2 separate regions of the Homo sapiens genome follow, and region 1 is linked to region 2. A link is an interaction called in ENCODE POLR2A ChIA-PET data of the cell type or tissue named here. Cell type or tissue: OCI-LY7. All regions are shown on one strand. Links, peaks and the distances in the headings refer to the core of each region. The heading gives the core; the rest is flanking DNA.

Region 1 (10,801 bases), core at 2,719-7,718, 680 kb before region 2:
GGCTCATCGCTCAGGGCCCAGTCTCTGACTTTGATGACTGTCCTCCCCAGTGCTCCCCCGGCCGCTTTCTTGTCCTTATATTACACTTTGCAGTGTTTGTCTGGGTTCTGTAGGGTTAGATCTTGACTCTGCTTCCATCCCAGAATTTCAGTCAGTTTCCATCACTTACTGGGGCTGATGTGTCCGAGGACCCACAGATCCAGGTAGAGCTGGGTAGAACTCAGGCTACCAGCCTTCTGGCCTGGGCCTTTTTATCTAGATGTACTCTACTGGACACAGCTCAGTGTGGTCCTTCTTTGCTTGCACTGATCTGTACTTTCTAGATGCACTTTCTGGACTCAGGCTCCGGGTGTTCATCTCAAGGTGATTTGTCCCAGGCTATGATCTATGCTTAGTTCTCTGGCCTTTACCAACCCCAAAGGGTCTGCCCAGAATTCCACTCCTGTCCTCCCACCCCCCAAATCTGGCCTGTCCTGCCACTGCCCAAACCCCAGCCATGACAGATCTGCTTTACAGGAAAGGCCTGAAACTAAACTGTTACCTCCGTATTGGAGGGAATCATTCGATTGTCTTATTTCTTTTTTTTTTTTTTTTCCACCCAAAGCAAATATTTAGTCAAGTGTTGGTCCAGGGGAAGATACAAGGATGAACAGACATGGCTCCATGTCTCTTTCTTTTTTATTGCCTTCTGCTGATTGTAAATACGCTTACTATAAATAAGCAGCAAACGCCCTCTCAGCCCATGCTTACCAATGCAATCCAAAATCCAGCCAACTGTCCCATCTCCACCACAGGCCAAAACACGGAAGTCTGGAGTATCACGGAAAAAGTTCAACCTGGGAAGAAGAAGAAAGGCCAAAATGGGCTTGTTACTAGGTTGCAGCTGACATTGATACATGTTGAGTCAGAGTCTGCCCTGTTCCCCAGGAGTATGTTAAGACCTCGATTCCTTTTGTGGTTGAAAGGGTCACTCAATGTTCTGAAACCAGAAGTTACTATGCAGTGCCTTGAATATGGAGCCAAGGCCAAGGGGGCCATCCTTGTGCAAGGATAATCTGACTCAACATTCGACACAAATGGAAAATGGTTTTCTAGAAATTCTGTACTAGTTACGCAGAGGAGTCCAGAGTTTTGGCGTCAATACAAATAGCCCCCAGTGTTTTCACTCCTCTCGGGCTCTCCTGCCTGCTCTGTCCTGACACCCGCCCTGGTAAGCAAGATGCACCGAATTTGCTGGATCTTCTCTTCACTCTCCTGTGGGCCACAGTGAGTGGAGTGATGCCCTTCTCTTCTCAGGAGCCTTAACCCTGGAGAGCAGGGTGCTTATACCTGGGGTCCACCAACCTCCAAGGGTTCTATGGATTGGATTCAGAGGGCCATTAACTTGGAGGAGAAAATAATACATTCTTATTTTCCCTAAGCTCAAACTGAAATTAGTAGTATTTCCTTCAATTCAGCATGTAGGCAACAGACCACAGAGGTTGGAACCATACCCATGACTTTGTCAGCGGTCAAAATCACAGCCATGTTAGTGTTTCATTATGGTTGTGACAGATGCCTCATACCACTGCCATGCTCATCACTGCTTGGAATTTACGGTAGTTATTAGACCCACTTCTGGGTCTTCCTATTTGACGTATTGGTGAAGCTCATATATTCTCATATCACTAATTTGTTTTACTGTTTTAATAACTGTTTTTTGATATGGTTTCCCTGGTCACCTTTTATTATTAAATTTATGCATTAAGAAATATTCCAAGAGGGGGTTTCTATGCTTCACCAGACTGCCAAGGGGGTTCCTGGCACAAAAAAGTTAAGAACCTCTGCTTTAGAATGAATGTGCCCTGCGGACACCTTGGGGGTGGAACTTGGGAAGCCTAAGGTCAATATTTCCAATCTGCCCAGCCTGGTGGTCTGAGAAGAGCCCTGGAGCTTTCAGAATCACTGATGCATGTGTAGGCAAATTAACATTCCTTCTCTTGCAGAACTCTGCTCTCCGACGGGACTCTCCGACGGGAAGTGAATTCTGAACAGACGCTCCCTCCAGCTAGGCAGCTTGTCTGATTAGAGAGTGACATGCGCATGAGAGACCCTCAGGGCGTATCAGCCCGGGAAGTAGCCACCTGGCTCGTCGTCTCAGATGAAAACAATTTAGAATACACGAGGTGAAGCTGGAGGACTGTCTGCCAGTTTTGACAGTGGGCTGGTAAAGGTGTCTGTGGGGGGCTGCTCCGTCACAAGGCTGTACTGTTCAGCAGTGATGGCAATCACGGTGACTGTGATGGCAACTGCAGTGGTGTACAGAGGTGGGCTCTGTTCTGAAATTACTTTTACAGGTAAATCATGGCAGGTGTACTGAATCCGCACTTATGTTTCTTTCTCTTTTTAACTGGGCCTTGTACTACCGCTGCCATAAACAATAGCTTTGGTGTCAGCCAACCAAAGACAGGGTCAAATTCTCTTTTCAGAGTCCTTACTCCAACCTCTCTGAGGGGTCTAGCTGAACCCGGAGCAGAAATCCTGGTTTGGAGGTTGGGCAAATGGCTGCGTGCTGGGCAAGCCCAGCCCAGAGTATGCAGACAGCCCCGGGCCCGGGGCCGGCCAGTAGAGGGCTCTCGAGCACCGGCCCGGACTGGGAGGAAGCCCAGGCTTTCCTGGCCTTCTAGCCCAGGTGCTGTAGGGGCCGCATCACAGAGACCTGCAGCTCACCATTAGCCGCAGACACAGGGACCACGCCTCCCACCAGGCCTCTTTACAACCCCATGCTAACGAGAAGAGAATAGCCAATGAGTAAGTGGCAGGAGGAGCAAAACAACCTCAAAATCGAATGATTTAGAAAACAAAAGTGATTCCATTGAACAAGTAATTGTCTTGATCCTAAAATGACCCCACAACGGAACACCAAGGCAGAACTCTGAGTCACTGTCTAGATTTCCAAACTGCTGACTGACAATGATAAGAAAACTTTCTCTTCTCTGATGATTCAGTATGAAGACACCAGCTAACAGAGCCTTGCAAATAAGTTAAAATAATTTACCAGCCTGTTCCTCCTGTCAATCAAATGAAAGGTGTGTGCAGTTTTCCCCCTCTTATAAAATAACTTTTTCTAGGACAAGCTACAGGAGGCCACTTCTCAAACAGAGTTAGCCTTCCTGGGCATCCTGAGTATCTCCAGGAGTCAGAGTCAGACGTGAGAAAAAGCAGAGAAAGGGAGTAAAATGGCAGGAAGGAACAAGTTGAGAGACGAAAGAAAAAAAAGGTGACAAAAGAGGCATCTTCATTGGAGTTTAAAAGGGAGGGGGAGAAATAAGAGGTAAAGATTGTGATCTCCATACCCTGGAGTAGGCCCCCCATTGTCCAGGTTGAAAACTTGTTTGGGGTTGAGCAGATAGTGGAATTTCCGAAGAATTCTATGGAAAAAAAAAGAAAAGGAGGGAGAGAGAGAGACAGAGAAGGAATATGTCATCGTGAGAAGTCACATTAGGGCAAACACCTCTGGAGCCCACTGGTGGCAGGGATGAGGGTTCATTTAAACCCCGGAGGGGAGGGCACTGCCTGCTGACCCTGGCGTCCAGGTTCCACCTGGCATCACCCGTGTTATCACTCCCGGTTCAAGGCTGAACTACCAACCTAGACTCCAGCTCCTAAGCCCAGAAGCATCGCCCCTTACAAAGAGGACAGGGCAGAGAAACCCAGAGAACAGAACTTTCATTCTAAAGCTTTATCCTCCACAGAGACCTTCTCCCAAATGTTCTGTATGGTCTAGGCAGTGTGATTCTGCCCTCTGCAGACTGTACAAAAGCATCACAGGACCCCCTCCTCCCCAGGGAGAGGCCCCCTGCAGTCCTGGGATCAGGAGGAAACGCAGGAGGTGGTGTTGGGCTGTGGGGGAGGGAGGGCGCTGAGAGGCCGTGACTGCACCCAGGCCTGCTTTCCTGGCTCCAGCTTGGAATTGTCAGGTCAGTTCAGGAGGGGTGTCCTGCCCCTTGGACAGGGGTGGGGGTCCTCATAGTTCTTGCTTTAACTCTACTAATTATTATTTTTTAACCTGGATTCCAGATCACGGTGCCATCTGTTAATGATCCCGGAATTGGGAGGCAGAGCTGCTTTAACCATTCTCCCTGTCCACCTGTGCTGTTCAGCAATTTCTAGCCTCCGCTGAACTGGGCATTTCAGCAAACTGATGAGGTGGATGCACTGGCTTCTCACGGGTGACGGTAGCCCAGCAGGTCCTAATCAACGGGCTGCCCATCATCTCTTAAATCAAGAGATCTGAGAGGCTAGAAAGGCACAGGCATCTCAGAGCGTGGTCTAACTCTAGTGGTCTTAATAATGGCTCACGTGGCAGGCTGTGGGCTAAGCACCGTGTCTGTTCTCACCTGTGAGAGGAGGAATGATAATTATCTCCATTTTACAGAGGGAGAAACCGAGGCCCGGGGACATTAAGTCACTTGGGCCAGGTCATAAAGTGGCAGGTGGCAGTGCTGGGATTTGAGTCTGCCTGTCTCCACAGCCTGCTGTGTTCCTGCCAAGGGGAGGAAGGGCCTGAGTCGTGTCGCCCTAGTTGCTCCACTTTGAAACAGAAGAGAACGTACCTTTCTCCTTGTCTCCCTCCACTCTTGGGGTTCACCAAGACCAGCAGGGGGTGGGTACCCGGGGTGGGGATGATCTTATACTTGAAAGGTAAAAGAAAAAGAAATTAGCTCTGCTTCATCCAATAGGGGGCGTGAGATGAGAGTTGAAGCCAAGACAGCTTCGGAGAGGCAGATGAGAAGCAGGAGGGCAGGCAGTCAGGTGTTTTTCCACTGGCTGAATTTTCGGAGGGGCTAAGTAGCTAAGTGTCTCCAGTTTGAATGGCCTTTAAGTAGTGTTAACGGAAATGAGGGTTTGAGGTCAGGATCAGCGATGGGACAATGATGCTGTAGCTTCAAATCATTCAACGATGACGTGGTCTTGTACCTACAGCACAAGATGAAATTTTGTGGGAGACACAGCTGAATATGATCTTAGAAAGCACGGCCGTCTGATCATACGCGTAAGTGAAATAGCACTCGTGGAGTGAACCACCCGCTTCCACCCTGGCGCCTTCCAAATGCTCATTTCCGGCCCCAGTTTCCTCCTGAACCCTGGTCCCACATTTCTCACTGGCCAGTGGGTAGTACTGTCGACTGGACGTCTCACCATCAGTACAAGCTCAACATGCCTCATACATGACCCATCTTCTCTCCCTATGAAACTCGGCCTTTCTCTTGGTTCCCTGTTTCTGTTATTCATCCATCCATCCAAGGAAGGTCTTGTCCTGCCAAGTCTTTCCCTGAAATGTCCCTTTACCTCTGGTAGCTGCCACAGCCCCATGCTGCTTGTGCCTTTCCCACCCTAGGTAAGTCCTGCACACCATCCCCACACAGTTCCTTCCCAGGACACCAGGTCAGCCATACCACTCTTGCCCAAAAACTTGTAAAGACATCTCATTATTAAAGGAGGATTTGGATTTTGTGGATAAAATGTAAATTTCCTAACCTGGCATCAAAGGCCTTTTCAGTCTAGCCCTATTCTACTGTTATCTCCTAATTCCTGCTAACCCTCAGCTGCAGGTGCAGCCAAGTCCTGCTCTTGCTCCTCTAGTAAGTCTAGAGTGTGTCTCTTGCATTCCCACCCATGGGTCTGCTCGTGCTTGTTTCTTCTCCCATTCCATGTCCCGAAATGCCCACTTCCTTCTTTGCAGACTACTAAAAAAATTTTTGGCTGGGCATGATCACTCACGCCTATAATCCCAACACTTTGGGAGGCCGGGGCAGGAGCATCACAAGGTCAGAAGTTCGAGACCAGCCTGGCCAACATGATGAAACCCCGTCTCTACTAAAAATACAAAAATTAGCCGGGCGTGGTGGGAGGTGCCTGTAATCCCAGCTACTCGGGAGGCTGAGGCAGGAGAATCGCTTGAACCTGGGAGGTGGAGGTTGCAGTGAGCTGAGATCTCGCCACCGCACTCCAGCCTGGGCGACAGAGCAAGACTCCGTCTCGGAAAAGAAAAACAAACAAACAAACAAACAAACAAAAAACACCACCACCACCACCAACAAAAACCTGCTTATCCTCAGGGCTCAATTCAAGAGACATCTCTATGAAGTTTCCCTTCATCATTGCAACTAAAATGATTGCACTTAAAACATGTACTATTGGCTGGGCATGGTGGCTCATGCCTGTAATCCTAGCACTTTGGGAGGCTGAGGCAGGCGGATCACCTGAGGTCAGGAGTTCGAGACCAGCCTGGCCAATATGGTGAAACCCCATCTCTACTAAAAATACAAAAATTAGCCGGGTGTAGTGGCGCATGCCTGTAATCCCAGCTACTTGGGAGGCTGAGGCAGGAGAATCGCTTGAACCCGGGAGGCAAAGGTTGCAGTGAGCTGAGATCGCACCATTGCACTCCAGCCTGGGAGACAAGAGCGAAACCCCATCTCAAAAAACAAGCAAGCAAGCAAGCAAGCAAGCAAGCAAACAAACGCACCATGTACTATCTTCTGGAGTTTCTTTTGTTGTTCATTTGTATTTTTTTTTTTTTTTACTTTCTTAGATAAATGACTCAAAACATCAACTGGATTTAAAATGCATTGGGAGCAGAGTGGGGTGTGTGTAACCCTACTACCAAGGACCCTATAGCACCAGACACAAGAGTGGGTGCTCAGCAAATACTTGTGGGTTCAGTGGAAGGATACACCAATGTGGACGCACAGCTCTGCTCCATATTCAATATCTAATGCCTGCTTTTCCAGATCTCAAGCTAAAAGTCCAGCAAACACAGTGCCATGTTGTTTGAAAAGGATAGTAGCATTTCCGATGATCTAAAAAATTTGTCTCACCTGCCCAGGGTGACTATGTGATGCCCAGAAGCATCTTGGAGGCTGAGGAATAAACCCTCACCTCTGGAGATGATATTCAACGTATTTAACAGCCAGTCCTACAGTGGGGGCTCTGCCCCATCAGAACAGATGCAAGACAACCCGATGGCTGCCTGCCCTAAACAACTGGCATACATGTATCGGGTGTGGATATGCATGCGCCTGTGTGTGTTTCCCACCTTTCTGCCCTTCTAGGTGTCTAGAGCTTTCTCACATATTAAGATTCTCCCCTCATTCGGCCTTATGTTTCACTTTTCTTTTTCTTTTTTTTCTTTTGAGACATAATCTCCCTCTGTTGCCCAGGCTGGAGTGCAGTGGCAGAATCTCGGCTCACTGCAACCTCCACCTCCCAGGTTCAAGCGATTCTCCTGCCTCAGCCTCCCGAGTAGCTGGGATTACAGGCACCTCCCACCACGCCCGGCTAATTTTTGTATTTTTAGTAGAGATGGGGTTTCACCATGTTGGCCAGTCTGGTCTCGAACTTCTGACCTTAGGCGATTTGCCCGCCTCAGCATCCCAAACTGCTGCGATGACAGGCGTGAGCCACTGCGCCCGGCCTTTTACTTTTCACAACACGTGAATCTGTATATTCTCATTTAATCTTACAGCACCTCTGGGAGGTGGGCAGGGCAGGGATTACTGTGTCTCCTTTGAGCGGAGGAAACTTAAGGCTCAGAGGCAGAGCAGGAGGCCCCGGTTTTCTATTTCCTTTTCTAGTACTCTTTGTTCCTCACCAGGCTGCCTTCCCTGCATTCCTTGGAACTCTGTGGAAGACACAAAAAATGTTCATTGCTGAACCCAAGTAAAAAAAATGAGTTCTTAAGTATACATTTAAGGATTAAGAAGAACTTTTAGATCTGGTTAGCTTCATTTTGGCAGATCATGTTCTGGAGACAGCTTGGCAATCTTGAAAAACCCATTGTCTATTTTTAGGCCACATCTTTGTTATTATTTAGGACATCTGCATATTAAAGTTTTATGTAACTTTTTCCTAAAATAGTAATAAAGCCCAATAAGACCAGCAATGGGATCAGTCAACCTTTCCTCTCACCACTTGCTGACAGTGTGGCTGTCAAAGGTAACACCAGAGGCCACAAATAAATGCCCTCCTGGGTGGTATAATTAGTCAGATGAGAAGGCAAATGCTGAGATGCTTTTCTGTAGAACCCAAACCCCGTCTTGCCCGCCACAGCCCTGGAACAACTTAGAAGGTGCAATCGGATTTAGAGCTCATGAGGTACCTGCATGACAAGTTCGCCCTTGGCGGACACGCAGCCATCAGACTTCTCACCTGGCCTGTCCTGTGACAAGAAAGGAAAGACAAGCATCTTTTGGAAAAAGAAGCCTAACACAAAGAAAGAGATCAGATGAAAAACAAACGGCTGATATAAAGAAAGAGATCAGAAAGCTAGTGTAGTATGGAGACGAGGTTTTCAACATAGGGCTTCTGACCTAAATAAAGAAATGTACCCCTATGACTTTTTCTAGGATTCTTCAGGCCTCCAGTGATGACATCACGGGCTGACTTTACCTTTGAGGCAAGGGACATAGTGGGGAGCACTGAAAGTGGCAGAATTCCACTTGGTTGATTTAGAAGCTTGAGCTCTGAGAAGAAAATTCTTAGACTTGGCGACTTGGCTTTTCTTCCTTTCTTTTTTTTTTTTTTTTTTTTTTTTGAGACGGAGTCTCGCTCTATTGCCAGGCTGGAGTGCAGTGGTGTGATCTCGGCTCACTGCAAGCTCCGCCTCCTGGGTTCAAGTGATTCTCCTGTCTCGGCCTCCTTAGTAGCTGGGACTACAGGTGCGTGCCACCACGCCCAGCTAATTGCTAATTTTCTTGTATTTTTAGTAGAGATGGGGTTTCACCATGTTGGCCAGGATGGTCTCGATCCCTTGACCTCGTGATCCGCTGGCCTCAGCCTCCCAAAGTGCTGGGATTACAGGTGTAAGCCACTGCGCCTGGCCGTCGACTTGGCTTTTCGGCTGAGCACTATCTAATGATATGATATTGTCATTTTTCTTGGTTTTGTTTGTTTTTCTAATGTTTATTTTATTAAGGTTTTCTCACATATAGTAAAATGCTCAAATCTAAATTGTACAGCTTGATGAATTTTGTATATGGGGATGGCCTCGTAACTACTACCTCTTCAAGCATAACCCTGTTGTGACTCCTGATACCACATGGGTTTTGCCTGGCTTTTGAATTTCATATAATGGATTCATAGAGCATATCTTTTCGAGTCTAGCTTCTTTGGTTCAGCATTATGTTTTTGAGATTCTCCATGTTTTTACTCTATGCATAGTTTGTTCTTTTCCATTGCAATGTAGTTTCCCATTCTATGAATGCCAGATGCCGATATGCCTCAATTTATTCATCTATTCTCCTGTTAATGGTCATTTAACTTGTTTCCAGTTTTTAACTGTTATGAATAAAGCTGCTATGAGCATTCTTGTGCATGTCTTTTGGTGGAATAAATGCTTGTATTTTCCAGGTAGATGCACTGGAGGAGAATTTTTGAGTTATGGAGTTTGTATATTTCCAATACAGTAAATATTGCTAAATGATTTTCCAATGTGTTGGTATTTTTCAGGGTTTTTTATTTTTATTTTTGAGACAGAGTCTCACTCTGTCACCCAGGCTGGAGTGCAGTGGTGTGATCTTGGCTCACTGCAACCTCCACCTCCCAGGTTCAAGCAATTCTCCTGCCTCAGCCTCCCCAGTAGCTGGGATTACAGGTGCCCACTACCACGCCTGGCTAATTTTTGTATTTTTAGTAGAGATGGGGTTTCACCATGTGGCCAGGCTGATCTAAAACTCCTGACCTCAGGTGATCCGCCTGCCTCAGCCTCCCAAAGTGCCGGGATTACAGGCATGAGCCACCGTGGCTGGCCTTTTTCTCAGGTTTTTAATGACAAAGAAGTAGCTGGTCAAGTCCAGAGTGAGATGTGAGGAATGGGTGGGACTTGCAACATTTTTAAGATGGGAAGATGGCAAAATTAAGTGTTTGACGCTTGTTTGAAAGAGGAGTCTTCAACACAGGCGACAACGTGCCAGGTGGGGGTAAAGGAGCTTAATTTTGCTGCTTTCATTTCCAAATCAGGCTGAGACATCCAAGTGGAAACTCAGGAAGTAGAGGGAGATACTGTTTGGATGTGGCAGGGAGATTGACAGAGATGAGGGAGGTTGGGAGCCTGGCCATGCATAGGTGGTGACTGAGGTTCCTTGTGCTGTGCTCTGCCTGCAAAAGGCTTAGAACAAATGTGCTTTCCTTGCTGGGTCATTTCAGGGTACTCGGGGTGGTCAGCAATTGGCAACAGTTTAGTCAGAGAAGATTTCTCTCAAAATCTGATCTGTGCAGCGCTGACCTCTTTCAAGCACATACTGAAAGCACAAACCCAACAGAGAGGAGCAGAAAAGATTAACAACTGGGCACTGGGCTAAAAACCCAGGTGATAAGATAATCTGCACAACAAACTCCCGCAAGACGTGTCTGCCTGTGTAACAAACCCTCCCATGTACTCTCTAACCTAAAATAACAGTAAAAAAAGAAAGAAAAGAAAACACAAACCCAAAGAGTTGTCAGGGAAGCCCTGGGAAGGATGTGAATGTCTGAAAGCTGCCTACATCTGAAACCAGAACCCGGAGAAGCTACAGCCCTCGCCGGGGCAGGAGCACTTACCCGGGTGATGGGGCATATGGAGGTGGGCAGTAAGATGTGGTCTCTGAGTTCCCCACCGTCACACAACGTTGATAATTCACATTTGCGGTGAAACTGGGGGGAGAAATGAAAAAGAGAGTGAGTGAAAGTGAGCAAAGAAACATCAAACATGAAGGTGGAGAGGTTTGGGGGAGAGGTGAGCTGTCTAGTGCTCCCCCAAATCCTGATGCACTGCTGGCTT
Region 2 (10,801 bases), core at 1,901-6,900:
TTGACCTCAATGGCCACTTAGGCCCCCTGCAGCTTTGAGAGTCTGTGACTATGGGGCAAGAAGCAGAAAGGTGCAAACTAGAACTAAAGGGGTGGGACAAGTTATAGACAATGTAGTGAAGTAGTTTTCACCTGCTCTGAAAAGGTGGAATAAGATGGAAGCCATCAAAGGAGGCTTAAGCCTTGTTTCCCTTGGATCTTGGCAACTCTCTCCCTGTTCTGTCCTTGGCTTCAGCTCCCTTTGACCTTGTATTCTTAAATTATTTCCACAGGAATAAATACCTTACGTACACTTTAGATGATCAGGAAATCTGGCACCTGGAAAAGAACTGCATGTCCCAGGAGGATGGTTGTAAGTTTTTTCATTGCAGTCTTTGTAAATCTGCATCCGTCTGTTGGTTGATGGAGTTTTCCTTAGTACAGTGCCGAGCTTCCAGCTTTAATTTTAGGAATGCTGTACCCTTTACAACCTCTCGATGGTCCTCTGTGCTGGAATCGAGGGCACCCACCGTGTTTAAGGCTGATCCCTTTCTTTCCTGCAAGTGAAGAAGAATGTTTTGACTTAAGTCTTAACCAAGTCTGGTGAAGGAAACGTGGCAAAATTTACCATCTTCTGGGCTTTTGCTGTGTGCCTGGCCCTGATTAGGCATGTTGTGTGTTCTCTCATCCAATCATCACAGGAAGATCTGCTGTGTCGGTATCATTAGCTCCATTTTGCAAATAAGAAAACCAAGCTTCAGAAAGGGCTAGAAACTCATCTAAAGTTTCAGGTGCCCACCACTACGCCCAGCTAATTTTTGTATTTTTAGTAGAGATGAGGTTTCGCCGTGTTGGCCAGGCTGGTCTCAAACTGCTCACCTCAGGTGATCCACCGACCTCGGCCTCCCAAAGTGCTGGGATCACAGGTGTGAGCCACTGTGCCGGGACTGCAGTGCTCATTTTTAGAACATAGATCCAAATAATCCCCATAGTCTGTTGCTTCCAGAGCTTAGTTGAAGGCAGATATGCACATATTAATTACAATATAGTGTGATAAATATTATGATTTGGGTGTGCACAGATGATGGGAAGAAGATCCAGTAAGTTTGGGAAAGATTTCTGGAAGAGGCAACACACAAGCTGTGTCTTAGAAAGTAGTAGCTGTTAGCCTCTGGGAAATGAGCATTTTTGAGGCAGGGGAAGGCTGCAGGAGCAAAGATTTGAGGGTGAGAAATGGCTCATTGTATATGTCAGGGAAACACTAGCAGGTTGATATTCCTGGAGAGAAATGCATGAGGCATGAAGTGGCGGGACTTGAGGCTGGAACCATTACATGTGTTATTTAATAGAATTTTCATAACACTGCATACACTATTATTATCTCAATTTTTTATTTTATTTTATTTATTTATTTTTAGACGGAGTCTCGCTCTTGCTCAGGCTGGAGTGCAGTGGTGCGATCTCGGCTCACTGCAACCTCCGCCTCCCGGGTTCAAGCCATTCCCCTGTCTCAGCCTCCTGAGTAGCTGGGATTACAGGTACACACTACCATGCCTGGCTAATTTTTGTATTTTTAGTAGACATGGGGTTTCACCATGTTGGTCAGGCTGGTCTCAAACTCCTGACCTCGTGATCCGCCCGCCTCAGCCTCCCAAAGTGCTGGGATTACAGGCATGAGCCACCATGCCCGGCCTATTATCTCAGATTAATAGGCGAGGAAACAAAGGTTGAAGGAGATTCAGTGACTTGCTCAAAGTCAGACCGTGAGTGTGTTGAGTTGCGTGGTCTTGAACATAGGCCTGCTTGCCTCCAGAGCCCATGTCTCAGCCTCCACTTCAGTGCCTGCAGAGGCAGGCTGTGAAAGTCTGGCTTGCTGGCTAAGACGATTGTTCCCTCTCTTTTAATGTTTCAAGGACAACATCCCTTGCCGAATCCTCTTCTTTCAACCTGCCTCATGGTGTTACCCAACTTTTTGTTAAATTGGGACTAGTGGGTCTGATGTTGACAGGTTTTCTGAGTCTTGGTTCTAGGGTTCACCTTCCTTTTTATCCAGCCAATCAGTAATCCAGAAGTCTTCAAATAAAATCTTTATGTGCCCAACCACGTGTGAAGAGGGAGAAGATTCATCTCGTTTCTCAAAAGATCCAGGTTTATTTGTGAGCCCAGGTAGTGCCTGCGAATCCTTTAGTTTGGAGAAACACTTTGGGGACTGGAACAGGAACAATCACAGCTGGCTGGAGGAACGTGGGGTAATGGGCCTTGAGCTGTCCCTTTAAGGATGAGTAGGAGTTGGGAAGGTGGAGGGCATAACATATGAGCAAAATTATTGTCTCACTTAATGGTGAATGGGACATCTTTTGCCTATTCTCCCCATCCTCCAAGATAATTCCTGGGTTAGAGTTGGCTCTCGGGTAGGAGAGGCAGTATGGGGAATTCATTCATGCAAAATCAAGATTATTGAAAACTAATTAATTGGATCCCAAAGACAAGATGATGAAACTACTCAATGAAATAAAAAAGGTAATTACAGAGCCAAGGAAGACATTGGGGATAAAAACAATGTCATTACAGAAAAAGTTACCAGGAAACATAACAGAATCTGTTGAAAATGAAATTGCTAACAGAGAAGGAAGGCTTGAGGAAAATCACAGCCTATGCTGAGAAAAAAGATAACGCACTTAAATCAGAGATCTAAAGATCATACAAAGGTGGGCCTTCAAAAGGGTAATTGGAGAGTCTGCGGAGGCACTCGTCGCTTTTGCTCATATTCCATTGGCCAAGACTTAGTCACATAGATAGACACACCTGGCTGTAAGTAACTCTGGGAAAAAGTCTCCAGCTGAGAGGCCATATGCCTTCTTAAAACTCAGTTTTGGGGAAAGCTTTCTACTACTGAAAGGAAAACCTGGATATTGGGATCAACTAGTATCTGCTTTAAGGGAAGTCATGTTGGTCTCAGACATGACTGAACAGGTTTACAGAGGCCAGGTGAGGTGGCTCATGCCTAAAATCCTAGCACTTTGGGAGGCAGAAGCCTGCGGATCGCTTGAGGCCAGAAGTTTGAGACCAGCTTGGGCAACATAGCGAGACCCTAATGAAAATCATCAGCTGGGTGTGGTAGTGCATGCCTGTAGTCCTAGCTACTTGGAAGACTGATGTGGGAGGATCCCTTGCCCAGGAGCTCGGGGCTGCAGTGAGCTATGATTGTGCCACTGTGCTCTGGGCTGGGTGAAAGAGCAAGACCCTGTCTCTATTTAAAAAAAAAAAAAAAAAATTGTTTACAGAGTTCTGGGGCAAAGGCAATGGGACTGAAGAATTTTACACTCAAATTACTTTGCAAGTATGTCAGGCAGACATCCTCACACTTGCAAGAATTTAGGGAATCTAGCACTGAAGAGGCCTTCTCAGGAAACCCACTTGAGGAAGAAAAAGATTAATCGACAAACATACTTAGAAGGCATAGTGGAAGGTCAATTGGTGAACTCTTAATCCGTTCAAATAGAGAAGCAAAGCTAAGCAGGGGCAGGGATGGGCAGTGAGGACTAAGGAACAGAATGTGAGGAAGTAGAAAGAATATACCAGAAATAGGGGGTTAGGGGAGACGTGAGGAGATGTTAAGTGCTAACTTTAATTAGAAGTGTACCTTTTCCGGCTGGGCACGGTGGCTCATGCCTGTAATCTCAGCACTTTGGGAGGCCAAGGCGGGTGGATCACGAGATCAGGAGATCGAGACCATCCTGGCTAACACAGTGAAACCCTGTCTCTACCAAAAAAAAATACAAAAAAATTAGCCAGGCGTGGTGGTGGGCACCTGCAGTCTCAGCTACTTGGGAGGCTGAGGCAGGAGAATGGTGTGAACCTGGGAGGCGGAGCTTGCAGTGAGCCGAGATCGCGCCACTGCACTCCAGCTTGGGTGACAGAGCAAGACTCCGTCAAAAAAAAAAAAAAAAAAAAGAAGGGTACCTTTTCTGGCCGGGCGCGGTGGCTCATGCCTGTAATCCCAGCACTTTGGGAGGCCAAGCGGGTGGATCACCTGAGGTCAGGAGTTCGAGCCCAGCCTAACCAACATGGTGAAACCCCGTCTCTACGAAAAATACAAAAATTATTTTGTACTGGGCATGGTGGCGGGCGCCTGTAATCTCGGCTGCTCGGTGGGGCTGAGGCAGAAGAGTGGCTTGAACCCAGGAAGCGGAGGTTGCAGTGAGCTGAGGTCGTGCCACTCTAGCCTGGGCGACAGAGTGAGATTCCATTTCAAAAAAAAAAAGTGTTCCTTTTCCTTATAAAATAAAATAATAAAATTAGCTATTTTATTTTACTTTTAAAAAACTTATTATTATTATTTTTTGAGACAGTGTCTCATTCTGTCACCTAGGCTGGAGTGCAGTGGCGCGGTCACTGCTCACTGTAGACTCGATCTCCCGGGTTCAAGTGATCCTCCCGCCGGCCTCCGAAAGTGTTGGGATTACAGGTCTGAGCCACTGCTCCTGACCCAAAACAGCTATTGTGTAAAGCAATCCCCATCTATCCTTTCACGCATGCTTTCTTCCATCTTTCACACTTCTATCCATATACAGATATAGAGACTTGAGGAATGATACTAATTCATTTATTTTTTCCTGGATAGAGGGCTCTTGGGTGATTTTTAGCTCTATATAGTTTTGCATATTGATTGACATTTTATAAATAATGAACTAGTCTTACTTAAATCAGACCACTGAAGCTATTCTGAAAGGCACCATTAAAAACTGGTTCCTGGGGAGTGAAGAGTGGGAACGGAGATACAGATGGATGAACACTGTGGGGGATTTGAGAGTCAGTTATGCAAACACCTCACTCTAGGCAGAACAAAATACGTTATCAATCAGATGGACAGCTGGGGATTGGGGCCCACACGACAATGGAAAAGGTTTCACCCAGGAGACCGATGGAGTTTTGATAGGTGGAGAATGGGAGAAAGGACCTTTCTGGCCTGGGGGCAGCAGGAACACAGGCCTGGGGATGAAGGGGCGTTGGCATGTCTGGGGTTACTGGGAGCAGTTTGTTGGTGGTTCGTGGTTGGAGAAGCAAGGATGAAGGAAAACATGGCTGCTGTTAATACAGTGTGCACAGCACACTAGATACTACACGTAGATATCTCTAGGTTGCCCAACAACCCTATAGCACAGGTACAATTATCTCTACTGTACACATGAGGGAACTGAAGTTAAGGGTGAGAGATCTGTGCTTGCTTCAGCAGCACATACACGAAAAGTGCAATGGTACAGAGAAGGTGAGCATTAAAAAATAGTGATGTTTATCTGCCCAGAGGCGCATGGTGGTGAGACTGATTTGAGCTCCCTGTGCTGCCTGCACAGCCATGCCCATGGTTTTTCTATTGTGCTATGATTTGTGGTGCACAGAGACCGGAATCAGCCACCTTTATGAAACACAAAATGTAAAAATAATTGTATAGGTAAATATTTTATAAGTAAGTCTATTTTATACATTTACGTTTATGTTTAGATTGGTATTTATTATTATTTACATTTACCTATAAAATAAAACATGGTTTAGATGTAAATTTTGTAGGTAAATTTTTAGGTAAATATAAGAGCCTACATGATGGTCCAGACTCCACCATCCAGCAGCCGTGTGGCCCCAGGCTACTTAATCAGAACCCTAATTTCCTTGCCTATAGAAGGGGATAATAATTGTGCCACTGCCTAGCCTGAGATTAGTTTTTATGTTCAAATTAGATCATAGACGTTAAGGATGAGACAGTTTGAAAGAGGCACACAGAAGGGTTTGTTATTGCGGACACACCCCTTGCTCTGCTGAGAGCATACATCTGTTCAAGCACCCACAGGTGTCTGTGAAAATGTTCACAGTCATAGACACAGCCCCTACAGGGTTGACACAAACAACCTGGTCAACAGGCAAGAAACTGCTTCCCTGACTCAGTTAACCAGCTGGAGGCTGTAATGAAAGGCAGCAGAGAGTGAGGGAGGGAGGAGGCAGGGAGTGTGTCTGGCTCTCTCCCTGCCTGGGTGAGAATCCGCTCTTGCCTGCCTTCCTGGTTGCTGGGGAATTTCTGGGCCAGAGTTGCGTCGGGATGGCTGTCAACAGCTTGGTGAGGGTGGAGGAGGCTGTTCCAGACGTGCCAAGCTACAGGAATGAATGTTGGAGCTGCCACGCCGGCAGGCCCTGCCATGTCTGGTAGACGCCAGTGGTCTGAAAGAGGGACCAGGAAGGATAGGGTTGTCAGGGGACTTCGGTGGCCAGCTTTATTCTCCAGAAGTACCGATGAGGACAAAGCAAGGCCCTGACCTCAAAGAAATTGGGCTTCTGACAACACTTATCAAACTGGGCGGGCAGCCAGACCTCTGCTCTGAGCTAGTGTGGCTGGAGGCACCTGACGTTTGCTCCGGGAAGGATCAGGATGGTTGTAGGGTGTGGGCTGGGGCCTGGTATGCTCTTGGGGGTTCAGAAACTCTAGTGTGTGTGTGTGTGTGTGTGTGTGTGTGTGTGTGTGTGTGTCTGTGTGTGTATGTGGTCGTTGGAGAGAGACCCAGGCTATTCCATATCGCTGAAGAGATCCGTTTCTTCCTTATCTCACTGGTCTCTCTGCTATACCAACACCTTTGGCTCAGCCTCAGCTCCAGCCAGCCTCAGTTCCGGAGGAGCCCCCTCAAATTCATGGCCCACAAAGGAGAGAGAAGACCTCCGATCTCTTGTGCCATGCTCACTATGCTATGTGAAATTTGCTATGTTAGACCTTGACATCCTGGATGGTGGGGATGATGACTGGTTTCTCTGCACAGCCCTGGGCCCAGTATCCTGCCCAGCCCTTAGGAGTCCTCATGGAATGAGCTCAGCTCCCGCGATGCTCCTGTTTGTCCACTGAGGTAAGAACACATCCAGCCACCAGTGAGTTGAGTGGGTGTTCTCTCGGTAAGATCAAGGTGTGACAGCAGGCAGTGAATTTGCAGTAGCCCGTGGTGGGAAGCCCGTGAGGCTGTAGTGGGCCCTCCTGCTCCACCAGAGAGTCATTTTTCCTACCTGCCAATTCTAGCCTTGGAAATAAAAGCCAAGCAGGCGGGTGAAAGAGGGAAAATTCTCTGGGATGGTTCATGGATCTGAGCCCTGGAGGAGAGTCAAGCTTGGGACCTTGTTCTTCTTGTCTTATTTTGGGAACCAGGGTCATAGGAATTTGTTCCAGGTGAGAGAGGGAAGAAGGCAGCTAGGGAGCTGTGACGTGGCAGCCAGGCTGAGTTATCAGTTACCTAAGAGTCTGCCTCAGGGATTGCCTTTGTGGACTGCACAGTGCTGGTTCTGGGAGGAGGCTGGCCTTGGGCCTGAGCTGGAGGTGGTGGCTGACAGTGTGAGGAATGAATCCCCAGAAGATGATTCCTGCCAGAGGGCTTGTGACGGCTCCTTTTTTGCTTTTCACAATGAACATCTTATTCTGGGCTGCAAATTTGGATGAGGGGAAAAAACTGGCCAGGAGGAGATGAACCAAAGGCGTCTCACAGGGAATCCTTCTGTACTTGAAGAGTCCTGCCCTTGTCTCCCCAGCCAGATCCAGTGACTCACAGTAGGAGGGCTTGGAGGCAACTCACTGCCTTCCCTGTTAACTACCGTTTGCAATGTCACCTTCCTCAGAAAGACCTTATCATTCGGAAAAAAAACCACATGCTTTGTAGCCAGACAGACTTGGGTTTAAATTCCAGATATGCCACTTCTCAGGTGTGCAAGCTTGGCAGCTTGGCCTCTCTGGTCCTCAGTTTCCTGTCTTAGTCTATATTCATCCTTTCTGCCTTGTAGCATTGGTGTGAGTCCTAGAGGTAGTGCCTAACCTAGTTTTGGGCACATGGTTGGAGACCAATAAATCGTGGTTATTTTCAATATCACAGCACATGTGAACGGTTATTCTCAGTTATTGTCCACCTGATGGGCCACTTTGCTAGGGGCTGTGAATAGAAAGAGAAATGAGATACAGCCTCTCCCTGGAGGAGCTCTCCATCTAGGAGGAGAGCCAGGCCTGTGGAAGGGGGCACAAAGGAAAGCAAGTTGCACAAGCTGTGGAGGGAGCTGGAGGCAGGGGCAGAGAAGGCCAGAAAAAGAGATGATATCCTCAAAGGCTTTAAAAGAATGAAGAAGAATCTGCCAGGCAGTTGGGGCGGGGGCAGCATTGGATCCACTCATAAGGGAGGGCAGAGCTAACAGTGGAGGCTCCCTGGACAGGTGAGCCCTCGGGCTTCCCCCTCTCTGCTGGCATTTGATCCTACTCAGTTTGGGTCAGGATAGAGTCTGCAGTCATTTTCCAGCAGGTGGTTTTACATGGGCAGGAATCCAGCCAGGCCTGACTGGGGGAGAGGGTGTTGAGGTGGCACTTGTCATCCCAGTGATCTCTCCATAGGTATCTGGGCTCCAGGCTTAGGGCTAGGAGCAGGAGTGGGCCTCCTCAGAGGGAGTGGGACAGATTACCAGGCAGGAACTGCAAAGGCAGAGCTCACTAAAGTGCAGGCTCCAGGTCATGTGGATGGAGGGGCTTCACAAAATGGTACAAAGCGGTTGTTATCAAATTCAGACAGCAGGTAGGTGGGAGGAGGGGTGACCTGTGACTTCTGTGATTTCTGGGAAGTCCACTGACCCTTTATGCAGTGCTCAGTGTCAAATAAAAAGAACCGGAGAAGACCACCTTGATAGTTAAGGATATACATTTGTGGTTTTAGTTATTCACAAATGACTCTAAAGTTCTGTGATATGATATGATTGGGTGAATCATTTGGATGAGATAAAAACAGGATTTTATTTGCTGCATGCATGTTGTGTGTCACCTAGGTGGTGATAAAAACAAACGTAGAAGCTTTCATTTACTGAACTCTTACCATGTCTGGGCATGCTATATGCTTTACAAGTATCTCATTTAGCCCTGGCTAAATCCAGCTCTTTGAACACCATACCTACTCCACAAATCTGAGTGTGACTGTAGAAAAGCATAGTGTCATCCTGAATGGTCCCACTCTAATTCTTTTTTGTTTATTTTTTTTGAGACAGAGTTTTGTTTTTGTCCCCCAGGCTGCAGTGCTATGGCGTGATCTCGGTTCACTGCGTGCAGCCTCTGCCTCCTGGGTTCAAGCGATTCTCCTGCCTCAGCTTCAGGCACCTGCCAACGTGACCCGCTCATTTTTTGTATTTTTAGTAGAGATAGGGTTTCACCATGTTGGTCAGGCTGGTCTCGAACTCCTGACCTCAGGCAATCCGCCCACATCGGCCTCCCAAAGTGCTGGGATTACAGGCATGAGCCACTGCGCCAGGCCGTAATTCTTGGCCATGACTCTTAAGGGGACATTGGTGTTGTAGGCCATGTCGCTTCATTTTGTTGGTCCATTGGTTCTCAACCCTGGCTGTCATTAGTGTTACTGGTGGGAATTATAACACGTATTGCTGCCTGAATTCCTCTCAAACTAACGAAATCAAAGTCTTTGTGAGGTTGACCTGGGCACCAGTATCTCTTTGTTAACCTGTGCTGTTAATTCCAATGAATGATAGTTGAGAAGCATGACCATTCCTCTGTCATCTAGATGACTGTTTCGCACCTTTTTCTCTCTCTTCAAGTCTCTAACACCTTCCCTATCCATACTCTCAGTTGATACCTTGTTTTAAACTTACCTGAAAAAATAATGGCAGTCGGAGGAAAACTTTCATACCTTTTGTCTTAGTCCATTCAGGCTGTGATAACAAAATACCGTAAACAGGGTGGTTTATAAACAAAAGAAATGTATTGCTCATAGTTCTGGAGGCTGGGAAGTCCAAGTTGAAGGCACCAGCAGATTCGGCGTCTGGTGAGAGCTTGCTTCCTAATTTATGGATGGTGCTTTTTCACCGTGTCCTCATGTGCTAACAGGGCTCACTAGTTCTCCAGAGCCTCTTTTATAAGGGTACTACTGTATGAGTCCATGTTGCCTTGCTATAAAGGAAAACCTGAGACTGAGTAATTTATAAAGAAAAGAGGTTTATTTGGCTCATGATTCTGCAGGCTGTACAGGCATGGCACCCACATCATCTTCTGGTGAGGCTTCAGGAAGCTTTTACTCACGGCAGGAGGTGAAAAGGGAGGGGGTGTGCCAATTTTTATGCTCCTGGAGAGAGTTGTCTGCATTTGCACCCTGCACTCCCTCTTCTCTCATTCTCATTTAAACTCAACATGATCAGTCTTTTGTACCCATCACACCACCAAAACCATACCGGTCAGGCTCACCAGTATCCTCTCTTGCCAAATCCAGTGGTCAGATCTCAGTCCCTATCTTGACTGATCAGCAACTTTTGATACAATTGACCATTCCATCCTCCTTGAAATAGTTTCTTCTCTTGGCTTCTGGAACATCACTGTCTTTGCTTTTCCTCTTCTCTCACTAGGTTCTCCTTCTCAGTTCCTTTTCTTGGCTCATTTTCTTTTCTTTTCTTTTCTTTTTTTATTTTTATTGAGATGGAGTCTCACTCTCTTACCCAGGCTGGAGTGCAGTGGCGCGATCTCAGCTCACTGCAACCTCCGCCTCCCGGGTTCAAGCGCTTCTCTGTTGGCTCATTTTCACTTGGTCACTGTGGAGTGCCTCTGGGAGTGGCCCTTGGACTTGGCCTCTTCTCTGTCTCCTCATGCCCTGGCCATCTCATATCATCAATTTCCTGACAACCCTCAATTTATATTTCCAACCCACACCTTTCCCCTGAGTTCCATGCTCAGATATTCAACCATCTACTTGACAAGTTTCCTTAGACATCTAATATACATCTCAAATATGACAAGCCCAAAATCGAACTGCTGCTTTTCTCCCTAAAAG

The links. Peaks named below come from ENCODE experiments on the same cell type or tissue, not always from the same donor. Only the 100,000 strongest peaks of a DNase experiment are listed, where the experiment ranks them.
Region 1: POLR2A ChIA-PET joins it to region 2 with 5 read pairs; 2 of 35 experiments call an interaction of 5 or more read pairs at or near these places.

The regions. Positions count from the first base shown.
Region 1 is chr3:186,257,104-186,267,904 of GRCh38, forward strand. DGKG (diacylglycerol kinase gamma) reads right to left here. Exons shown (of 25, transcript NM_001346.3): 13 at 10,582-10,674; 14 at 8,144-8,203; 15 at 4,596-4,675; 16 at 3,336-3,410; 17 at 751-836. Among named protein-coding and RNA genes, the nearest start is that of DGKG, 100 kb to the right of the region's middle. In OCI-LY7, for the core only: CTCF peaks have their summits at 2,810 and 4,737 (motif pointing right); a DNase peak (open chromatin) is centred at 4,738.
Region 2 is chr3:186,942,077-186,952,877 of GRCh38, forward strand. All of the region lies in intron 1 of ST6GAL1 (ST6 beta-galactoside alpha-2,6-sialyltransferase 1), which reads left to right. Among named protein-coding and RNA genes, the nearest start is that of ST6GAL1, 17 kb to the left of the region's middle. In OCI-LY7, for the core only: no CTCF peak of the experiment used is centred there; DNase peaks (open chromatin) are centred at 4,775, 5,165 and 5,845; H3K4me3 peaks cover 1,700 bases; H3K27ac peaks cover 4,401 bases.